Regions from separate parts of the Homo sapiens genome. Here region 2 is linked to region 1. A link is an interaction called in ENCODE POLR2A ChIA-PET data of the cell type or tissue named here. Cell type or tissue: Panc1. All regions are shown on one strand. Each heading gives the region's core, and the rest is flanking DNA. Links, peaks and the distances in the headings are about the cores only.

Region 1 (10,982 bases), core at 1,047-9,046:
ACCCACCACCATGCCTGGATAATTTTTCTTTTCTTTTTTTTTTTTTTGAGATAGAGTCTCGCTCTGTTGCCCAGGCTGGAATGCAGTGGTGCGATCTTGGCTCACTGTGAGCTCCGCCTCCCAGGTTCACTCCATTCCCCTGCCTCAGCCTCCCAAGTAGGTGGGACTACGGGCGCCCGCCACCACGCCCAGCTAATTTTTTTTGTATTTTGAGTAGAGACGGGGTTTCACCATGTTAGCCAGGATGGTCTCAATCTCCTGACCTTGTCATCCGCCCACCTCGTCCTCCCAAAGTGCTGGGATTACAGGCGTGAGCCACCGCACCCGGCCTAATTTTTGTATTTTTAGTAGAGATGGGGTTTCACCATGTTGGCCAGGCTGGTCTCGAACTCCTGGCATCAAGTGATCCTCCTGCTTCGGCCTCCCAAAGTGCTGGGATTACAGGCATTAGCTCTCTTCTCTTAGACAGATCTTTCTCTCTGATCCTTGCCTTCTCTCACCCACTGTGTCTTGGAAGTGTCAAGTGATAAGATCCAGGGCTAAAACTGTCTGTAAAGGAGTGTTTGTTAGAGGCCTCCTCTCAGGAGGTTGGTGGGGAAGATTGAGGGGCTTCCTAAGAAGGAAGGGACGAGACCTTCCTGATGGGCTGAAACCACCAGGACGGAAACCCAGGAAGGCCCCAGGCCCTTGCTTCTGGGACCATGTGGGTCTGTGCTGTCTGTGGTGGCTTCATGATACGCGTTTCTTTCAGCTTTTGGAGCAGATCCACAAGGTGCATTTCCTTCTACACAAGGACACTGTGGCGTTTAATGACAACAGAGATCCCCTCAGTAGCTATAACATAATTGCCTGGGACTGGAATGGACCCAAGTGGACCTTCACGGTCCTCGGTTCCTCCACATGGTCTCCAGTTCAGCTAAACATAAATGAGACCAAAATCCAGTGGCACGGAAAGGACAACCAGGTAATGGGGATGTGGCTACTCACCATGTAACTGGCTTATGGGCAACCTAGAGCCTGGGGGTGATGCTGACACAGTGTACAGGGAGCAGGAGGGGGGCCCCAGGGGTCCAGCTGCCACCACTCTACCCATCCTGGCCAGGGAAGCAGGGAAGACACTCCGTAGGCGAGTGTGCAGATGCCCTGGGGCGGAAGTTCACACGACCAGGGGCCCTGCCCTGGGAGTGAGCCCTGAGGGCAGATGCACAGAGATTCTGTTTTCTGTTCCACATGTGAGCTGTCCTTTGACTTGGGCCCCTACGTGTGGCCCCTCTGGCTTCTTACAGGTGCCTAAGTCTGTGTGTTCCAGCGACTGTCTTGAAGGGCACCAGCGAGTGGTTACGGGTTTCCATCACTGCTGCTTTGAGTGTGTGCCCTGTGGGGCTGGGACCTTCCTCAACAAGAGTGGTGAGTGGGCAATGGAGCAGGCGAGCTACCCAGCACTCCCGGGGGCTGCACGGTGGAGGGAGGGCCTCCCTTGGGCCCCATGTGCCCTGCCCCAGAACCAAGGCCCAGTCACTGGGCTGCCAGTTAGCTTCAGGTTGGAGGACACCTGCTACCAGACAGAATTCTGATCAAGAGAATCAGCCACTGGGTGCGGTGGCTCATGCCTGTAATCCCAGCACTTTGGGAGGCTGAGGCGGGTGGATCACTTGAGGTCGGGAGTTCGAGACCAGCCTGGCCAACATGGTGAAACCCCATCTCTACCAAAAATATAAAAAATTAGCTGGGTGTGGTGGCGCGTGCCTGTAATCCCAGCTACTCGGGAGGCTGAGGCAGGAGAATCACTTGAACCCAGGAGGCGGAGGTTGCAGTGAGCCAAGATGCATTCCAGCCTGGACCACAAAGCGAGAATTCGTCCCCCCAAAAAAAGAAAGGAGGCCGGGCGCGGTGGCTCACACCTGTAATCCCAGCACTTTGGGAGGCCGAGGTGGGTGGATCACCTGAGGTCAGGAGTTCGAGACCAGCCTGACCAACATGGTGAAACCCCATCTCTACTAAAAATACAAAAAAAGTTAGCCGGGCGTTGTGGCGTGTGCCTGTAATTCCAGCTACTCGGGAGGCTGAGGCAGGAGAATTGCTTGAACCCGGGAGGCGGAGGTTGCAGTGAGCCAAGATTGCACCATTGCACTCCAGCCTGGGCGACAAGAGAAAAACTCTGTCTCAAAAAAAAAGAAAGAAAGAAAGAATTAGCCAACTGAAAGCCTTAGACTGAGGTGTGTCCTCTGTTAGAGAGCTGTCATCACAACTCCTACAAAAGCAGTCGTATCCTGAATTCAACCTCTTTCTCTAAATGAATATAGCTATTGTTCCCTTTGTGCCCTCTTGTCCTACTGTCCCTTCTGTTGCCCATGCCAAAGACAGCTAGCTCCTTGAACAGCTTGGCCTGAATACAGATACTAGCGTGTCTGCAGCAGAGAAAAAAACAGCATTCCCCATCCAGAAATGCAAGGTCAAGAACAGAGAGCAAATTAGGTAGCTAAGGACTCAGGTCCTTAGTTGGTGTCCAGGGGCCACATTCTTTCCTTTCACCATCTCTGTAGGGACAGGAATACTTCCCTTCTGTCCTCAGAGGGTCAGGACTCAGAGAAACCACAGAGCAGCAGCTCAGGAAAGTGGTTCATGGAAATGCTGGCAAGAGAGAGGGGTTACAATGCCCTCCCTTGGGAGCAGGCTGCTCCCATCAGATCGTAACCTCTCTGGTATGTGGGCAGAGCTACCAGGTTAAGGTCCTCCCTAGGGTTTGCAAAACCCTCATGGGATCATGAGCCATACAGAACCGACCTGTGTGTCTCCAGAGTCTGTAATTAACACAGGCATTTTGAGGAAATGCGTGGCCTCAGGCCCCACTCCCGGCTACCCCCATCCCACTATGCCTAGTATAGTCTAGCTGCCCTGGTACAATTCTCCCAGTATCTTGCAGGCCCCTATTTCCTATTCCTACTCTGCTCATCTGGCTCTCAGGAACCTTCTTGGCCTTCCCTTTCAGACCTCTACAGATGCCAGCCTTGTGGGAAAGAAGAGTGGGCACCTGAGGGAAGCCAGACCTGCTTCCCGCGCACTGTGGTGTTTTTGGCTTTGCGTGAGCACACCTCTTGGGTGCTGCTGGCAGCTAACACGCTGCTGCTGCTGCTGCTGCTTGGGACTGCTGGCCTGTTTGCCTGGCACCTAGACACCCCTGTGGTGAGGTCAGCAGGGGGCCGCCTGTGCTTTCTTATGCTGGGCTCCCTGGCAGCAGGTAGTGGCAGCCTCTATGGCTTCTTTGGGGAACCCACAAGGCCTGCGTGCTTGCTACGCCAGGCCCTCTTTGCCCTTGGTTTCACCATCTTCCTGTCCTGCCTGACAGTTCGCTCATTCCAACTAATCATCATCTTCAAGTTTTCCACCAAGGTACCTACATTCTACCACGCCTGGGTCCAAAACCACGGTGCTGGCCTGTTTGTGATGATCAGCTCAGCGGCCCAGCTGCTTATCTGTCTAACTTGGCTGGTGGTGTGGACCCCACTGCCTGCTAGGGAATACCAGCGCTTCCCCCATCTGGTGATGCTTGAGTGCACAGAGACCAACTCCCTGGGCTTCATACTGGCCTTCCTCTACAATGGCCTCCTCTCCATCAGTGCCTTTGCCTGCAGCTACCTGGGTAAGGACTTGCCAGAGAACTACAACGAGGCCAAATGTGTCACCTTCAGCCTGCTCTTCAACTTCGTGTCCTGGATCGCCTTCTTCACCACGGCCAGCGTCTACGACGGCAAGTACCTGCCTGCGGCCAACATGATGGCTGGGCTGAGCAGCCTGAGCAGCGGCTTCGGTGGGTATTTTCTGCCTAAGTGCTACGTGATCCTCTGCCGCCCAGACCTCAACAGCACAGAGCACTTCCAGGCCTCCATTCAGGACTACACGAGGCGCTGCGGCTCCACCTGACCAGTGGGTCAGCAGGCACGGCTGGCAGCCTTCTCTGCCCTGAGGGTCGAAGGTCGAGCAGGCCGGGGGTGTCCGGGAGGTCTTTGGGCATCGCGGTCTGGGGTTGGGACGTGTAAGCGCCTGGGAGAGCCTAGACCAGGCTCCGGGCTGCCAATAAAGAAGTGAAATGCGTATCTGGTCTCCTGTCGTGGGAGAGTGTGAGGTGTAACGGATTCAAGTCTGAACCCAGAGCCTGGAAAAGGCTGACCGCCCAGATTGACGTTGCTAGGCAACTCCGGAGGCGGGCCCAGCGCCAAAAGAACAGGGCGAGGCGTCGTCCCCGCATCCCATTGGCCGTTCTCTGCGGGGCCCCGCCCTCGGGGGCCGGAGCTAGAAGCTCTACGCTTCCGAGGCGCACCTCCTGGCCTGCACGCTTTGACGTCACGTCCGGCGCGGAGACGGTGGAGTCTCCGCACTGTCGGCGGGGTACGCATAGCCGGGCACTAGGTTCGTGGGCTGTGGAGGCGACGGAGCAGGGGGCCAGTGGGGCCAGCTCAGGGAGGACCTGCCTGGGTGAGGAGGGCGCGGGGTGAGGGAGGGAGGGGCTGCGGGCCGCCGTGGCTGCCTTCCGCTCGGCCGCTCGGGACCTGTGGGCGCGGCGTGGGCTTCGCTCACCTGTCCCCGGCTGCCGCCCTCCGCCGTCCGGGATCCTCTCACTGTGCCGGGCCAGTCCGTTCGCTCTCATCCCATGTCTCCTTTCCCCAAACTTGGATTTTTCTCACCAGGCCCTTCTTCACGACCCTGGCCCCCCATCCAGCATCCCCCCTGGCCAATCCAATATGGCCCCCGGCCCCCGGGAGGCTGTCAGTGTGTTCCAGCCCTCCGCGTGCACCCCTCACCCTGACCCAAGCCCTCGTGCTGATAAATATGATTATTTGAGTAGAGGCCAACTTCCCGTTTCTCTCTCTTGACTCCAGGAGCTTTCTCTTGCATACCCTCGCTTAGGCTGGCCGGGGTGTCACTTCTGCCTCCCTGCCCTCCAGACCATGGACGGCTCCTTCGTCCAGCACAGTGTGAGGGTTCTGCAGGAGCTCAACAAGCAGCGGGAGAAGGGCCAGTACTGCGACGCCACTCTGGACGTGGGGGGCCTGGTGTTTAAGGCACACTGGAGTGTCCTTGCCTGCTGCAGTCACTTTTTCCAGAGCCTCTACGGGGATGGCTCAGGGGGCAGTGTCGTCCTCCCTGCTGGCTTCGCTGAGATCTTTGGCCTCTTGTTGGACTTTTTCTACACTGGTCACCTCGCTCTCACCTCAGGGAACCGGGATCAGGTGCTCCTGGCAGCCAGGGAGTTGCGAGTGCCAGAGGCCGTAGAGCTGTGCCAGAGCTTCAAGCCCAAAACTTCAGTGGGACAGGCAGCAGGTGGCCAGAGTGGGCTGGGGCCCCCTGCCTCCCAGAATGTGAACAGCCACGTCAAGGAGCCGGCAGGCTTGGAAGAAGAGGAAGTTTCGAGGACTCTGGGTCTAGTCCCCAGGGATCAGGAGCCCAGAGGCAGTCATAGTCCTCAGAGGCCCCAGCTCCATTCCCCAGCTCAGAGTGAGGGCCCCTCCTCCCTCTGTGGGAAACTGAAGCAGGCCTTGAAGCCTTGTCCCCTTGAGGACAAGAAACCCGAGGACTGCAAAGTGCCCCCAAGGCCCTTAGAGGCTGAAGGTGCCCAGCTGCAGGGCGGCAGTAATGAGGTACTGTGCCCAGGGTGTTGGGACTGGGGAGACAAATAGAGGGAATAGACACTTTTTTGGTATAATAGGGACCCTGGGCTGGGTGTGATGGCTCACTCACGCCTGTAATCCTAGCACTTTGGGAGGCCAAGGGGGGTGGATCACTTTAGCTTGGGAGTTCGAGACCAGCCTGGGCAACATGGCGAGGCCTCATTTGTACAAAGACTATACAAAAATTAGCCGGGTGTGGTGGCACACACCTGTAGTCCTAGCTACTCAGGAGGGTGAGGTGGGAGGATCACTTGAGCCCAGGAAGTGGAGGTTGCAGTGAGCTGAGATGGTGCCACTACCCTCCAGCCTAGGCGACAGAGCAAGATCCTGTCTCAAAAAAAAAAAAAAAATATGTGGACCTTAAGACAATCTCTGTTAATGTGGGTTTGGAACAGGCTTTCTCCAAAGGAAGCTGGTGACCTCAGGCTGACCTTTCTGCAAGCCCCAGCTGTTCACGGTTGCCACCTTCCTGAGAGGAGTGGGCAGCATCAGGGTTACAGGTGTTTCCCCAGGGCAGTGTTTCCAGCTGAGCTTCCAGTTCCCCACAAACACAGCCACTTTCCTCTGAATCCAAGATTCAGATGCTCTGCCTTGGGCCCCTGAAGGAACTTGTCTGATGAAGGGACTTGTCAGGGTTGGGGCTTGGGATGGAACTGGAGCTGGGTCCCTACAACTCCTGCTGATTCATTTGGTGACGCCACCCCCTCCTGCTGCCTATTGTGCTCTAGTGGGAAGTGGTGGTTCAAGTGGAGGATGATGGGGATGGCGATTACATGTCTGAGCCTGAGGCTGTGCTGACCAGGAGGAAGTCAAATGTAATCCGAAAGCCCTGTGCAGCTGAGCCAGCCCTGAGCGCGGGCTCCCTAGCAGCTGAGCCTGCTGAGAACAGAAAAGGTACAGCGGTGCCGGTCGAATGCCCCACATGTCATAAAAAGTTCCTCAGCAAATATTATCTAAAAGTCCACAACAGGTAAACGTTCTGTTTTTCTATTTTCTTTTCCTGTCTGCCATTCCCACGTTGGGGGAGGGGTCCTGCACTTCCCACTTCTGGGTGAGGTAGGGGCTGGGGGATCCATCTCAGACCCACATAGTGTCTGGCCTTGGTACACCTCTGATAATCAGGAAGTGAGAGCCTGCTTTGGGTTGGATTCTTCTTCCTTGCTGTCCTGTGAGTACTCTGGTTGGAGATGGGTTTGTGTACATCTTGTCAACAGGTTCCACCCACTGTGGACCTTGACCTCCAGCTGGTCTCTGCTAACAGAATGAGAAACCTGTGGCCCCTGTGCTAGAGCTGGGGCCCAACCTTAGGTGTTTCTGAAGCCTGGCAGTGTGGGCTTGAAGCCTGGCAGTGTGGGCTTTGGGCCACAGTGCCAAGCCTTGGTTCAGTGCTACCTGCGTTTCCAGGGAAGTGTTCACTCTGGGGTGTCAGTGGGGCATTCAAGTCTATTTGTCTAAACCTTCAGCGTCCAATAAAGTAACCAGGAACTCCAGGAGCTATTACAATTTTTATTTTTACATTTAATGGAGACAAGGTTTTGCTCTGTTGCCCAGGCTGGTCTCAAACTCCTGGGCTCAATCGATCCACCCACCCTGGCCTCCCAAAGTGCTGGAATTATAGGTGTGAGCCACCATGCCCAGCCCCCAGGGGCTATTTTATGTTTTTTGTTTGTTTTTGTTTTTGAGTTGGAGTCTTGCTCTGTCACCAGGCTAGAGTGCAGTAGCGTGATCTCAGCTCAGTGCAACCTCTGCCTCCTGGGTTCAAGTGATTCCTCTGCTTCAGCCTCCCAAATAGCTGGGATTACAGGCACATGCCACCACACCCGGCTAATTTTTTGTATTTTAGTAGAGACGGGGTTTCACCATGATGGCCATGATGGTCTCAATCTCCTGACCTTGTGATCCACCCGCCTTGGCCTCCCAAAGTGCTGGGATTACAGGTGTGAGCCACCATGCTCAGCCTATGTTGTTTTTCATTTTATTTTATTTTTTTGAGACGGAGTCTCACTCTGTTGCCAGGCTGGAGTGCAGTGGCATGAGATCGGCTCACTGCAACCTCCGCCTCCTGGGTTCAAGCGATTCTCCTGTCTCAGCCTCCCGAGTAGCTGGGATTACAGGTGCCTGCCACCACGCCTGGCTAATATTTGTATTTTTAGTAGAGATGGGGCTTCACTATCTTGGCCAGGCTGGTCTTGAACTCCTGACCTTGTGATCCACCTGCCTCGGCCTCCCAAAGTGCTGGGACTACAGGCATGAGCCACTGCGCCCAGCCTGTTATTTTTTTTTTTTTTTTTGAGACAGTCTCACTGTGTCGCCCAGGTTGGAGTGCAGTGGCATGATCTTGGCTCACTGCAACTTCTGTCTCCCAGGTTTAAGCGATTCTCCTGCCTCAGCCTCCTCAGTAGCTGGGACTACAGGTGCGCACCACTACGCCCAGCTAATTGTTTTACTTTTTTTTTTTTTTTTTTTTGAGATGGAGTCTCCCCTCTGTCGCCCAGGCTGGAGTGTGGTGGCTCCGTCTAAGCTCACTACAACCTCTGCCTCCCAGGTTCAAGCGATTCTCCTGCCTCAGCCTCCTGAGTAGCTGGGATTACAGGCACGCGCCACCACACCTGGCTAATTTTTTTGTGTGTGTTTAGTAGAGACAGGGTTTCAGCATGTTGGTCAGGCTGGTTTCGAACTCCTGACCTTGTGATCCACCTGCCTCAGCCTCCCAAAGTGCTGGGATTACAGGCGTGAGCCACCGTGCCCAGCCATTTTTTTACTTTTTAGTAGTGATGGGTTTCACCATATTGGCCAGGCTGATCTCAAACTCCTGACCTTGCGATCCACCTGCCTTAGCTTCCCAAAGTGCTGGGATTACAGGCGAGAGCCACCGTGCCCAGCCCCCAGGGACTATTTTAACTTAAAATTTAAAATTAAATAAAAATTCAGTTCCTCAGATACGTTAGCCAAATCTGAAGTGGTGAGGAACCACGTGTCTCCTGGTGGCTGAATCGGGCAGTGCTGACATAGCACATTTCCATCATCGTGGAGAATCCCCTTGGGCGGCACTGCTTTGGAGTCCCTGCAAGGCCTGTGGGGATGGCGGCCCAGTGGCATGCCTTCCAGTCCTGCCACTCCCAGCCAAGACATCACTAGTCTATCATGGTGTGTTTTCTTGCCATGCCAGGTTGGGCGGCACACTAGTAATCACCTAGAATGGGAGCCAGGGGGAAACCCGTTCGCTGTCCCTGTGCACCGTGTTCAGGGCAGCTGCTGCCAGTGGAATGCTGGGATAACCCCAGTGTCGGGGGTCCTGGGGCAGCCTGTGTACTGCTGGATGCTTGCTTTCAAGTACTCTGCTGGGGTAAGACTCTGGGGCAGTTTCCATCCCTTCCTTGGGCTTCAGCTTGCTGGACTGGCCCTGAGAACTGGGAGGGGATGGCTTCATGAAGTCATTTTGATGGGGGATGAAGATAGTTGCTGTAGAGGAAGAGGATGAGAGAGCTGCTTGGCCTCTGGAAGGTGGGAGGAGCTGTCGCAGGCTGCACAGGGGCTCTGAGGTCGAGTTCGTTTAGTTCATTGATTAAGCAGTCTACCAGGTGGCCAGCAAGGCTTTGTGGGTGCTTGGGATGCATTTAAGGGAACTAAACAAAGGTGCTTGTGCAGCCGACCTGCTTGCCAGGCAATGCAGATAACAGATAAGTCCATCTGCCTGCAGTAGACGGTGAGGAAGTGCTGCCGAAGAAGAAAAAGCAGAGGCGGGCCAAGGGGTTGGGGAGTTGTGAGTGGGGTTCGATTGCGATTTTAAGTAGCCAGGGTCTCTAGAGTCTTACTGAGAAGGTGAGATTTAAGCAAAGACTCAAAGGAGGTGAGGAAGTTGACCAAGTGGGTGACTGGGGAGCATCTGGGCAGAGAGAAGAGCCAGGGCGCTGGGGTAGGAGGATCCTGGGGGCGTGACAGGCAGCAAGGAGGCACATGCCTGATCCAGGTGGCCAGACGACACCCTGGGAGAGAAGCAGGCAAGGGGAGGGCTGCCTGCGCCTTGATAGGCCTCCCGGGCCCTTTCTCTGAATGGGGAAGCACTGGGGATACGTGAGCCAAGAGGTACTGAGGTCTGACTTAAAGGTCCTTCTGGCTCCTGAACTGAAACCTGTGGGGGAGGCAGTCACGGAGCGGGGAGACCAGATGGGCAGCTCCCCTGGCTACCTGGGAGAAGCTGTTGCCAGCCTTGGTGGGCCAGTGGAGTCAGGTGAGGATCTGGCCATGGGTTTGAAGCTCTGGGAAGACTGAGTTGCTTCTCCAATAGTCAGGACCCAAGATCTGTTTCTGCCTTCAGACAGAATGCGGTCAGCTGGGCCTCCCTGTCGGCCTCTGTGCTGGCCAGATCCATGGCAGCCTCTTAGGACCTGTGTGAGCTTCTTGCCACTGCACTCTCCCTTGCAGAGTCTCCATGCTGGGGGAGGCTTCTGGGCTTGTCCCTGCACCTTAACCAGCCGGTGTCACCTGAGAACACTTGTTCCCCTTAGAAGGGACCCAGAGGGGGCCCTGGGTGAGGGAGAGATGGGAAACCCTCTCAGCCCCCCCACCCCTGTGGCTTCTCCTGGCAGGAAACATACTGGGGAGAAACCCTTTGAGTGTCCCAAATGTGGGAAGTGTTACTTTCGGAAGGAGAACCTCCTGGAGCATGAAGCCCGGAATTGCATGAACCGCTCGGAACAGGTACTTGGGAGCTGGCCCAGGTACTTGTGGGCAGGGCACACTGGCCTCTCTGTCTTCGTGCCATCCGGGAAGGGCCCCAGGAGACTGTCTGAGAGGGGTACTGTAAACTCAGGAAAGCTGTGGGGTCCTTGGATGTCATGAGGTCCATGCCCTGGTACAGGTGGGGACACAGGTCCTGAGGGCGGAAGGGACAGGCATAGGAGGGACTCTGTGGGAGGCATTTGGGGTTGGCTTTCCTAGGCCCCTGGCCCACCTCCACCTTGGCTTTGGAGAAGGGGAGCCGCTACAGGGGATGGCAGCTGGGAAAGGCCCCCTGGCCACCCCCAGCAACCCCACTGCTGGCTTCTGTGTCAGGGCCCGCCGAAACCCAGGCCCACTCTTCCTAGAGGCCTGTCAGCAGCCACTAGGGCCAGGGACTGTGGGTGAGGCCACTCGGACCCTGCCCCCAGTCTGTCTGGGCCTGAGAAGGGCCTGGTGTGCGGTGGGCTTGCAGCACTCAGTGATGGTCAGGCCAGGCAGGTTATGTGTTGCCCTCTCCCACCCTAGCGTCCCCACCCTCCCCAGGCAGACTCTTCCCAGCAGCAAGCGGAAGCCCGGGCAGAGGCTGCTGTCATA
Region 2 (10,982 bases), core at 907-8,906, 75 kb before region 1:
CAGACCTGGAATCTTGAACTCCCCCCTCCCCTAAGCAGACCTAGAACCCTGAACTACCCCCTCCGCTAAGCAAACCTGGAACCCTGAACTCCCCCCACCCCTAGCCAGACCTGGAACCATGAACTACCCCCCTTGAGGCAGACCTGGAACCCTGCACTCCACTCGTCCCTAGGCGGACCTGGAACCCTGAGCTCCCGCCACTGCATGCCAGACACTGCCTCCCCACGTGCGCAACAGCCCAGCTGCCCTCCTGGCTCCCCCACCTCCCGTCGCAGGGAGACCAGGGCCCTTGGCCAGGCAGAGGAGCCTACTCGCCAGTTCTCCCCCGACCCTGTCTCAGTCGCAGGAGGCCACTTGGGCTTTGTCCTGAACATGATCTCTACCAGAACTGGGCCTCGGGGCGCGGGCAGAACGGCCGGCAGACATGTTTTGTTTGGCTGAGAACAGGGTTTCGGAAGAATTTAAATTGGTTGCCAACTTTGAAAAGTCAGGAGATTTCACATAAAAGTCCATATTTCTGGCTTCTCTTGACAAACCAGAGGAGCCCGGCAGCTCTGGACCCATGTTCTGGACGGCTCCAGCTCCCGAGCTGTGTCTGCCTCGGATCAGCACAAATGCTTCCAGCCCCCACAGTCCACGCCACTCCGTCGCCCCACCGCAGGCCCCTCACTCCGCTACTTGCCGGACACAACTGAGCTTCTGACCCCAGCCCAGCCCTTCTTGGTGCTATTCCTTTGCCCTCCCCCAGCATCCTCCCATCGCTGTCTGCTGCCATCCTGCCCACTCTTCAAGGCCCAGATTGAAGGCTGCTGCCTTCAGGAAGGCCTCCCTATTGTCACATATCCCAGTTCCAGGTGAACGTGTCCTTGCTGGACTCCCACTGTCTTGAACCTTTGAACCAACACCGACCTGTCTTCCCCATCAGACGGCTTCAGGAACGACACACAATGACCACAGCTCTCACTTGCCAACCACCTGCTGGGAACTCTGCTGTCCATAGATGGTGTCGTTTCACCATCTAACTCTGTGTAGAGGAATGATCATTGTCCCCATTTTACAGATGAGGAAACTGAGGCGTGGAGGGTAGAGAGATTTGCCCAAGGTCACACAAGTAATGAGAGTAACGAGGCTGTGAGTGTGTAAGCCTCCAAGCCTGTGCTCCTAACCGCCAGGCTACAGTGCTCCCATGGGGCCTGACACAATTAGCTGTCTGGAAAACGTGAATTGGTCCCCCCATCATGACATGAGTGTCCCCTTTCCCCACTGGTCCCAGGCTGACACAAGTGCATGGAAAACCACCTCGTTCTCATTTTCTCCAGGGTAGCCCCTCACCTGTGAACCCTCCACTCCGATGAACCCTTCTGTCTCAAGAAAACAGGCCCTCCCTGCCCACGACCTCCCAACCACAGGCCTGGCCATGCAAAGGCTGCCCCTCTCAGGAAGCAGCTGTGGCCTTGAATGTCCCCTCCCGCGTGAGCCCCACCCTCCTGGGCGCCGGTCCATGCCTGGGCAGCTGCTGCAGGCCATGCTGGGGCTGGACCTCTTAGCCGCAGCAGCCTGGGGAAGGGCAAGATTTGTCCCAAACCTGGCCAAACGCCAGAGGGGCATGTCCTGGGTAAATGGCTGCTGGTCCCAGGACATCCGCCACTCCCTATGCAGGACACTGGTTGGAGCGTCACTGGAGGCCTGGGAAGGAAATGTGTTTCTGATCCCCTTCCCAAAGCGCCATGGGGCACCTTGGGGCAGGTCAGTGAAGTAGGGACCCAGCTGCAGGGAGGGGCATGGACCTTGGCCAGGACACTGCTTCTGCCTACAGCCCAGAACCACCGCTGGCGTAGTCCCCGGGGACCGGAGAGCTGAACACAGCCCTACCCACCCACACTGCTCGAGCTCAGTAAGAAGAGGTGGGAGGACACATTCAGGATTCCTTCCTGGGGCCCAAGAAACTGTCCACACAGCTCTGCACACAGGCCTGGGGCCAGCCGGCCACTTCCTCCGGCTGAGGCTACTGCGGGCGCCTGCCCATCTGCCCCCCGTGGGCTTCCTCCAGAGGTTCCTCAGAGGAACCGAGAGTGACCAAGGGCGGAACAGGAGCGGGGCTGCAGAAATAGCTATGAGATCCCAATTCCCGACAGTCACACTCCAAGCGCCAGTCCCACCCCCATCACAGGCAGGGCTGGCATCGGCCCACCCTGCATGGGCCCCGGCCAGGGTCTGGCTGGCACAGAGGACAGAGCCCACACAGACAGCCGTGTGCCCAGGCTCACCCACCCGACCGCCTCAGCTCATGCATGAGACCTGTTCACGTGCTGTGACCCAGCCGCTGTGTGCAGCCCCCCGGCGCCTCTCTGCCGGCCCCGGGGAGAGCTGGGGCAGGCACACACGGGTGAACAGGTCTCAGTTCTGGTGCTCAGGCTGAGGGTGTGCATGGTGCATCTGGGTGCCACCACTTGGGATCTCAAAGGCCTCGCCACACCTCACCAGGATAAAGGGGATTCCAAGAATGGCCTTGACTCAGAGAGTGGGCATGGATATTCCAGGAGCCTAGTTTTAAAGAGCTTTGAGGCTGGACATGGTGGCTTATACCCATAATCCCAACACTTTGGGAAGCCAAGGAGGCAGAAGGATCATTTTAGTCCAGATGCTCAAGACCAGCCTGGGCAACATAGAGAGACTCCATCTCTACAAAAACATTAAAAAACCAGCAGGGCCTGGTGGTGTGCACCTGCAGTCCCAGCTGCTTGGGAGGCTGAGGCAGGAGTGCTGCTTCAGGTCAGATGCAGTGAGCTGTGATCTCGCCACTGCACTCCAGCCTGGGTAACAGAGCAAGACAACCCTGTCTTTTTTTTTTTTTTTTTTCAGATGGAGTTTTGCTCTTGTCACCCAGGATGGAGTGCAATGGTATGATCTCGGCTCACTGAACCTCTGCCTCCCGGGTTCAAGTGATTCTCCTGCCTCAGCCTCCCAAGTAGCTGGGATTACAGGTGCCTGCCACCATGCCTGGCTAATTTTTTGTATTTTTTAGTAGACACATGGTTTCACCATGCTGGCCAGGTTGGTCTTGAAGTCCTGACCTTAGGTGATCCACCCGCCTCGGCCTAGCAAAGTGCTGGGATTACAGGCATAAGCCACCGTGCCCGGCCTACCCTGTCTTAAAGAGAAAAATAAAGAGCACTTGGCACTGGGTATGCCCTCTCTACGTTAGCTCTGTGGCCAGTGTGATCAAGGGGCCCCAGAGCTGTGAAACCCCAGAAGCAGGAGCCGCCTGCCCCAGAGGCAGGAGAGACAGGCAGCTTCATAGATGTGATTCCTGCATCTGAGCCGTGAGGGCATCCCAAGGGGAGGGACCAGCAGGATGACTGAGATGTACAGAACAACTAAGAGAGCCCAGGGAGGGCCTGCCTCTGCAGACGGCGAGCAGCCCCACTTTGCCCCACCCTGCCAAGGGGAGCACAGTCTGAGTGGGGGCGAGAGGTGGGACACAGGCTCCCATTGGCTGGCCCTGCTGGCTTGGGGCTGGGTGGCTAAACGACCTGGGTCAAGTCTCTGGCTCTGTTGGGTCCTGTAGCACCGTACCTGCCTCAGGTAGGCAGGAAGCTGCCGGGTGAAGAAATAGAGCAGCCTGCCCCCGATCCCACCCTCCGACTCCAGGACAGTGCCCGGCTGAGGGTGGAGGGGAGATTTGCCCCCCCAACATCAGCTGCCACACTCCTCCTCACCCCACCCCCACATCCCGTGCTGCCTCCCGCATCCCCACTGCCTCCACCAGCTGGGCAGCTGGGCCGCCCCTCTCATGTCCTGCCCTCCCTGCCTTCTGCGCACGTCCCGATGGGGCCTGGAGTTGCTGGGGCCTGTGGGACACTGTACCTGCCTCTCCTGACAAGCAGCCACATTCCCCCTCCTCCACAGTGGGGGGCTGGTCACAGGCAGGGACGCCTGGCCTTCATGCCCACCCGGCATCGTCCTCTCTCCTGGGAGCAGCACTTCCCTTCTCTCTTTTTTTTTCTTTTTTTTTTTTTTTGAGATGGAGTCTCGCTCTGTCACCCATGCTGGAGTGCAGTGGCACAATCTTGGCTCACTGCAAACTACACCTCCCGGGTTCACGCCATTCTCCTGCCTCAGCCTCCGGAGTAACTGGGACTACAGGCGCCCGCCACCACGCCCAGCTAATTTTTTGTGTTTTTAGTAGAGACGGGGTTTCACCGTGTTAGTCAGGCTGGTCTCGATTCCCTGACCTCGTGATCCGCCTGCCTCGGCCTCCCAAAGTGCTGGGATTACAGGCATGAGCCACCGTGCCCAGCCTACACCTCCCTTTTCAAAACCCTTCGCTGTATGGTCTGCGGGCTCCCTCTTGCCTCCCAATGTGGACCGCAGGCTGAACCGTCACTCTCCCTGCCTCTGGCCTCACGGATGGGCTCAGGGAAGGACCACGCCAGCCTGGGGAGACTCATCCAGGACAGGCTCCTGCTCCCTGGGCTTGTGGCCTGGGGGAGGCCAGCTCCTGGGCCCGAGGATGAGGCTAATGGAGAAGAGAACCCAGGCCCAGGCCCCGGCCCCAGACAGTTCCACAGTGCTGGGAGCTGGAGATCAGCGCTCCGGTAGCTTCTGCGGACCGGACTCAAGTTTCTGTCACTGCACCAAAGCTCCCTGACAGAGCTAGGTCCCCAGCCCACAGTGCCGGTCAGCCCACTGTGCCGACCAGCCTACAGTACCGACCAGCCCACGATGCCGACCAGCCTACGGTGCCGACCAGCTGAGCTGAGCGGACAGAATGGGCATCCGACAGCCAGCACAGGTGCGCCCTGCCTCTGCCACCGCTGTTTGAAGCTCCCTGTGTGTCATCCCCATTAGTGCTCTCAGCCTCCCAGTGACCCCCAAGGCATCATTATTCCCATTCACAGCTCCCCAACCTCTCACCCCCAGGAGCAGTCCAACGTCCCACCCCTCTAAACACAAGCCACGGGGCTCAGCGTCCCCGAGAGCTCATCCTGCCTCTTCAGGGGCTTAAACTCCCTGTACCTCTGTTTCCTCATCTGTAAAATGGGGACAAAAGGAGAAATGACCCACGTCCTGGGACCTGGAACGTGAATGTTCCAGAACATCTCATTACACCACCCAGCCCTGAGAAAACACCATGGCCTGATCTTGCGGGCGGGGTGAGAGCAGAGGCAGAGGCCAGGCCTGAAGCCCAGTGCAGGGCCCACGCTGCCCAGCCAGGCCAGCCCTGGAGGAAGGACAGCCTCCTCAGCTGCTTGCCTGCCCTCTGGCCCCCAGGGTCCTCATTTCCGGGTCCTCTCCTGCACCAGCGGCAGCTCTCAGGAGTGGCTCTGGCCCCCACACCACCGTGGAGCAAGTGACTGTCAGCAGCATGTGTGTGTGAATGGGCTACAGGCCCTGGCTGGGCAGGCCCGGTGCCAGAGCCTGCTGAAAGTCCTCCCGGGAGGTGGGTTCGCACCTACCCCCGAGGTCCTCGATGATGTCCAGGGTGGAGCTCCACGAGAAACGCTCCACCGTCCCCAGCTCCAGCTCGGCCAGGTCGCCGGGCAGGGCCTCCAGCTCGTAGGTGCCCCGCTTCCTCCAGTAGAGAAACATGCTGAGGCCAGGGGAGGCCGCCCCGCCTGGCCCGCGCCCTCGGAGGCTGGGTGGCCTGGGGACGGGACGCAGGGAGTGCAGGGGCGCAGGGGGTTTCAGGGACCACTGGGGCTGGCCTCGGCTGGCAGGCGCTCCCTCCTCTGGAAGGGGAGCATTCTGGGAGCGGCTGGGGGCCTCAGAGCTGACCAATGGCCAGGGCCCCGGCCCCACACAAAGCGCCTTTCTTCCCCTCCTACAGACATTTTACAAATTTCGCCTTCCCGGCCCCCTCGGAGCCCCCACCGAGGAGACGGGCTGGCCGTCTGGGGACGACAGAGGCCCGGAAAAGAGTGCGATTGTTTCGTGGTCTCTTTGCTAAGATAGGTTTCCAGAGAAGAAAAATGTGCTGCCCGAGGAGCAATTCCGGCTCCCCACCCCTGACCTGTGACCCCGCTCCCAGCCCCAGTGGAACCCTGCAGGATTTCTCAGTGAGGAACAGAAGCACCTGTGGGGACGCCGTGGGCTGCCCCTAGAGATGATTCCAGCTCCTGCCTGGACCCTCCCCAGGAAGCTCAAGGCATGTCCCTCACCTCCACTGAGCCGAGGCCCCCAGAGGCCCCCCAGCAGGGCAGGAGCTGTGGGCCAGGCCTCACCCTCAGCCTGCCTGTGAGGTCTGGGCTCTGCTCTCTGGGCTCCCTTTCGGGGCTGGCCACACTTCACCAGGCTGCCTCCTCCTTCAGATCATGTCGCCTACACCAATGGCAGCGCAGGCATAGAGCCCTAGGCAGCCGAACCTCTGGCATCCTCAGGGGAGCCTCATTGCTCCCGAGCGGCGGGTGGAGCTGGAGGAAGTCAGAGGGCTGGGGGTGCAGACCCTTCACAGAAAGAACCATGAGAAGAAGAAAAAGCGAGCGGACAGGCGGGGAAATGAAAAGCCACTGGTCAGTTGATTCCAGAGTGTTGTCCAAACTGCAAAATGTTCAAGCTAGAAAATAGCAACTCAAAGCCTATGGCAGCCCTCCTGTGGAGAGACCTCTGCCACGGTATCCACGTGACCTGTGCCCCAGCAGGGTCATTGTGGCTTTCCCTGCGTGTGTGGGCACTTCCTTCATGGCACAGATGAGGAAGCTGAGGCTCAGCTTACAAGGAATAGAACTTGTATTTGACCCCAAGACTGTCTAGCTTCAAAGCCAACTTGGGGACCTGAACAAGCAGCTGGGGGAGAAGGTGGGGGTGATCAGAGGGCCATGGGGCAGCCCTTCAGAAATCCAGACTTGAACGGGGCCAAGGGCAGCTTGCACTGGGCTCCCCAGCCAGGCTTTGCTGAGCCTCCTCTGTCTTACCCCACCTGTGCCCCCCCAGCCTGCCAGGTCTGAAGGAGCAGAGCCAGGGCAGAGCTGGCTCTCCTAACAGACCAGATGCCTGGCAACAGAGACCCAAGGCCCAGGCAGAGGGAGCTGGCAGCAGAAGGCTCTGTTTCCGGGGGGCGGGGGGATGGAGGGGTCACCCCAGGGCTGTGGCAGGGGGTGCTGGAGTGGCCATCCAGGCAGCCTGCACGCCCCCAGCTGAGGGCTAAGGTGCCAAGAGGTGGCTTGAATAATTCGAACCATATGCCTGCCTGGCCGGCCCCTCCCGCGCCGGCACGGGGCCAGGGAGGACAAACGCAGGCCCTTGGCCTTCATCACTGGCACCCACACGACCTGGGCCTGAGCCCACAGGAGCTGGGGGTGTCCCTGGCTCGTGTTCATGTGGCAAGTGGCCTGCCTGGGGGTGTCAGACTGAGGCTTAGGGAATAGGACCATCCATGGCCTGGCCAGCCATCTCTGTCTCAGACCCACCATAGCAGAGGCCAGGGCCAGTGGGGTGGGTCCTAGAGCCTTTACCCAGCCTCGGCCCCTCTTTGTCTGGGCTTGGTGGGAGCCACACCTGGTTATTATTTTAGGACAGCCAACCCCAGAACATCCCCGCCTGGGTGCAGCAGAGACTCCTTCCTACCCTCAACTGTGGGCTGAGCACAAGGGGACGCCCCTGCTGCAGCGGTCACCTGGGGCCCCACTCCCAGGCATCCATTTCGGGCTCGGAGGCTGAACCCTCCTGAGGGGCTGCAGCCCTGGATGCCAAGAGGAGGAGGCCGGGCTCCACCCTCCATCCTGACCACACGGAGCATCATCTTCTGTGTTCCCTCTGCCTCCAAATGTGCCTCCTGCCTCCCACCTCCCACCTTCGCTTGTGCTGTTCCTGCTGCCCGGCTGTCCTCCTCTGTCTCCCACGCTCCTTCCATACAAGGCTAGAGGGTCCCCCACCCAGCCTCCCGATGCAGGAAGGCAGAGGCAGCCCCAGTGGGTCAGGGGAGGCCCCCCCAGGCCAGTGAAGCGGACCCCCACAGTGCTCGAGGGTGCAGCGCCAGCCCCTCTCTCTGAGGCAGCAGCTGTCCAAGGCAGGTAGACACACCTGGGCCTTTTCCTCGGGTCTGGGGAAAACCAGGAAACAAGACTGACGAGCGATGCCGCTGACAAACACGGGGGTTGCTCTTGGTGCCTTCAGGGACAGCTGTCTGTCTTGCATTCTGTTGTGTGCCCAGCCTCAGGCAGGCTCTCCACTTACCATGGCCCAATGCCATACTGAGCAAGCACTATTCACACATCATCTCCAATCCACACTTCATCCCCAATAGCAGGTGCTACTGTCCCCACCACAGAGATGGAGAAGCTGAGGCCATGACAGGCAACTTGCCCAGGGCCACACAGAGCTAGGAAGAGGGAGAGCCAGGGCTGAGCCCCAGAGCGGTACACACACTGCTGGCCGCACTGCCCACCCCGCTCTAGGCCTGGCCCTCCTCACCCACCTGTAGCGCCTCTCGAAGTCACTGCTGGGTACAGACAGGGAGCTAGAGGCCCGAGAGAGGCAGGCGGGCCCTCAGCTGGAGGGCTGCTCTCCCACAGCCCCAGACCTATCTCGGGGGACTCAGTCCCCTGGAAGCCTCACGGCCTCTGGACAGGAAGATCCCAGGGGAGCAGAGACAATTGGTTTGTGCCCTCACGCGGGCTGCCCCTGGGGCTGGGAGCTGTGGCCCTGGGCCCGGAGACCCTAAGATTTGCCTCTCGTCCCACCTCTGGTTCCTTCTGTGCTCCAGTGAGCATCCCCTGGCCTGGGGCTGGAACCAGGACAGGCAGAGGGACAGGGGCTAAAGACAAGGGCCCGCTTCATCCCGTTCCTGGCAATGGCCTTGGACATGGGGAGGGGGCGAGTCCTCTGCAAACTACAGCTGTTTCCTTGAGAGCGGAAGTGCCAAGTGAGGGAGGACCCAAGCAGGGTCCACCCCCGCAAGGTCTCGCTGAGTAAGGGGCCAAAAGAGGAAGAGAAACAGGTGGCAGGACCCGGCCATCGACCCCCACGCCAGGAAGCCACGGCCACTCGGGAGACGTAGGCTCTGGGGCACTTTTCCTGCCTAAGCTCACAGGCTGGGGGCTCCACGGGCCCCTGAACATCCTTTCTCCCCTCAACCACCCTGGATGACCCCTTCCCACTGCAGGGGTTTTCTGAGGGCAGCCCCCGGCAGGGGAGGGCTTGGTTCAGGGTTAGGCTTCTGCCTCCCAAGCTGGGCAGCCTCGGCCGTGACACTTCCCGATTCCACATCTGTAAAATGGGTTAAGGAGAGAGCCCCCCAGGGTGTCATCTCCACAAGACCCTGCACGCACAGGGCTTAGCAGGGAGCCTGGCGCAGGGTGAGTGCTCACCCCAAAGGGATAGACTTGGTGGGGAGTCCCTGTACCCAACAAGAGCCCCGTTCCTCCCCGTCCCCAGGCAAGGCCCACTGTGGCCTCTTGTGGACCCCAGGGCCCCAGGTGCAGGTAACCACATTCCTCCCTTCCTCTCCCGGTGTCTGAGGAGGCCTGTCTGGACCCCCAGGGCAGCCGGGGAGAGCCAGCTGCGTGCATGCGGGGCCGCCATGCCCAGTTCTAGCTACCCGGCTCTCATGAGAAGCACCCAGGCAGCCATGCTGTGGGTGAGTGTTTCTGCACAGGCCAGGCTGCAGAGCCCCATTATGTAATCTGGAGAGAGTGGGCGCTAGCCACTCCCCCTGCCCTCTGGCTCTCCTGTCTCTGTTCTTCTGGCCAGGCCCTCCCCAAACGCTCCACCAGGCCAAGTAAAAAGAAGAATCTGCCTCTGCCCGGCCGGGCACAGTGGCTCACGCCTGTAATCCCAGCACTTTGGGAGGCCAAGGCAGGTGGATCACGAGGTCAGGAGTTCAAGACCAGCCTGGCCAAGATGATGAAACCCCGTCTCTACTAAAAATACAAAAATTAGCCAGGAGGGGTGGCAGGCACCTGTAATCCCAACTACTTGGGAGGCTGAGGCAGAGAATTGCTTTAACCTGGGATGCAGAGGTTGCAGTGAGCTGAGATCATGCCACTGCAATCTAGCCTGGGTGACAGAATGAGACTCTGTCTCCAAAAAAGAAAAGAATCTGCCTCTGCCCTCTGGAGGCACAGGCTGAGAACCCTACAGGGCCAATACCTGATAGTGACCCTGGGGGCGGGGGCCAGGTGGGGCGGAGGCCAACCCACCAGCCAGCAAGCAGTGGGCCCAGTGTCAGCACCTGTGGGAGGGGTGAACAGGGCGTGGTGCGGGCAGCACAGACCCTTCCTCCAAATTAAACAATTCTGGGCTGGGCACAGTGGCTCATGCCTACAATCCCAGCACTTTGGGAGGCCAAGGCGGGTGGGGATCACTTTAGGTCAGGAGTTCGAGACTAGCCTGGCCAACATGATGACATCCCGTCTCTACTAAAAATACAAAAATTAGCCAAGTGTGGTGGCAGGTGCCCGTAATCTCAGCTACTCAGGAGGCTGAGGCAGGAGAGTCGCTTGAACCTGGGAGGCAGAAGTTGTAGTGAGCCGAGATCGCGCCACTACACTCCAGCCTCAGCGACCGAGTGAAACTGTGTCAAAAAAAAAAAAAAGTTAAACAATTCTGAAGGCCAGATGCGTGGGTCCAGTGCCCCAGCCCATCTGCCAGTCCATTTGTTTGGAAGATGCTGGTGGAAACCTGGGCCACAACCACCTGGCCCCTGGCCAGCCCGTCCTTGAGCTTCAACCAGGCCTCAGCCTTAGCCCCCAACACCCTCCCCTCCCCACAGTCTCTGATGGGCCCTGTGCCAGCCCTGGGTGCTGCTGGGGTGGGGGATGGACCAAAGAGGACAGGCACCACCAACAAGGACGGTCACTGACTCCTCCAGCCTGGGTTTCCTCCTCTGTAAAATGGAGACAATCCTAAGCCCCGACTAGGGTGATTAAATGAGGCTGCCTGTATGAAAGGACCCCGCTTGGAGCCTGGCAAGCCCGAGAGAAACGTCTGAAGGGGGCTGGCGGTCACCCAGCAGCTGCCGATGCCCACCGCCCCCAAGACAG

The links. ChIA-PET counts read pairs that join two places held together with the same protein. Peaks named below come from ENCODE experiments on the same cell type or tissue, not always from the same donor. Only the 100,000 strongest peaks of a DNase experiment are listed, where the experiment ranks them.
Region 2: POLR2A ChIA-PET joins it to region 1 with 13 read pairs; 8 of 35 experiments call an interaction of 5 or more read pairs at or near these places.

Annotation. Positions count from the first base shown.
Region 1 is chr1:6,575,664-6,586,645 of GRCh38, forward strand. TAS1R1 (taste 1 receptor member 1) reads left to right here. Exons shown (of 6, transcript NM_138697.4): 4 at 752-964; 5 at 1,287-1,407; 6 at 2,990-4,092. The coding sequence ends at 3,921. It overlaps ZBTB48 (zinc finger and BTB domain containing 48), which reads left to right and starts at 4,331. Exons shown (of 11, transcript NM_005341.4): 1 at 4,331-4,473; 2 at 4,878-5,636; 3 at 6,395-6,636; 4 at 10,256-10,367. The coding sequence starts at 4,947. LOC107984912 (a long non-coding RNA gene) reads right to left here and starts at 3,770. Exons shown (of 3, transcript XR_002958250.1): 1 at 3,684-3,770. RefSeq lists enhancers at 3,715-4,414, 6,875-6,924 and a silencer at 4,466-4,595. In Panc1, for the core only: no CTCF peak of the experiment used is centred there; a DNase peak (open chromatin) is centred at 4,178; H3K4me3 peaks cover 2,912 bases; H3K27ac peaks cover 2,296 bases.
Region 2 is chr1:6,500,567-6,511,548 of GRCh38, forward strand. It overlaps a transcript of PLEKHG5 not described here. Among named protein-coding and RNA genes, the nearest start is that of PLEKHG5, 14 kb to the left of the region's middle. RefSeq lists enhancers at 1,939-2,668, 6,231-6,731. In Panc1, for the core only: no CTCF peak of the experiment used is centred there; no DNase peak of the experiment used is centred there.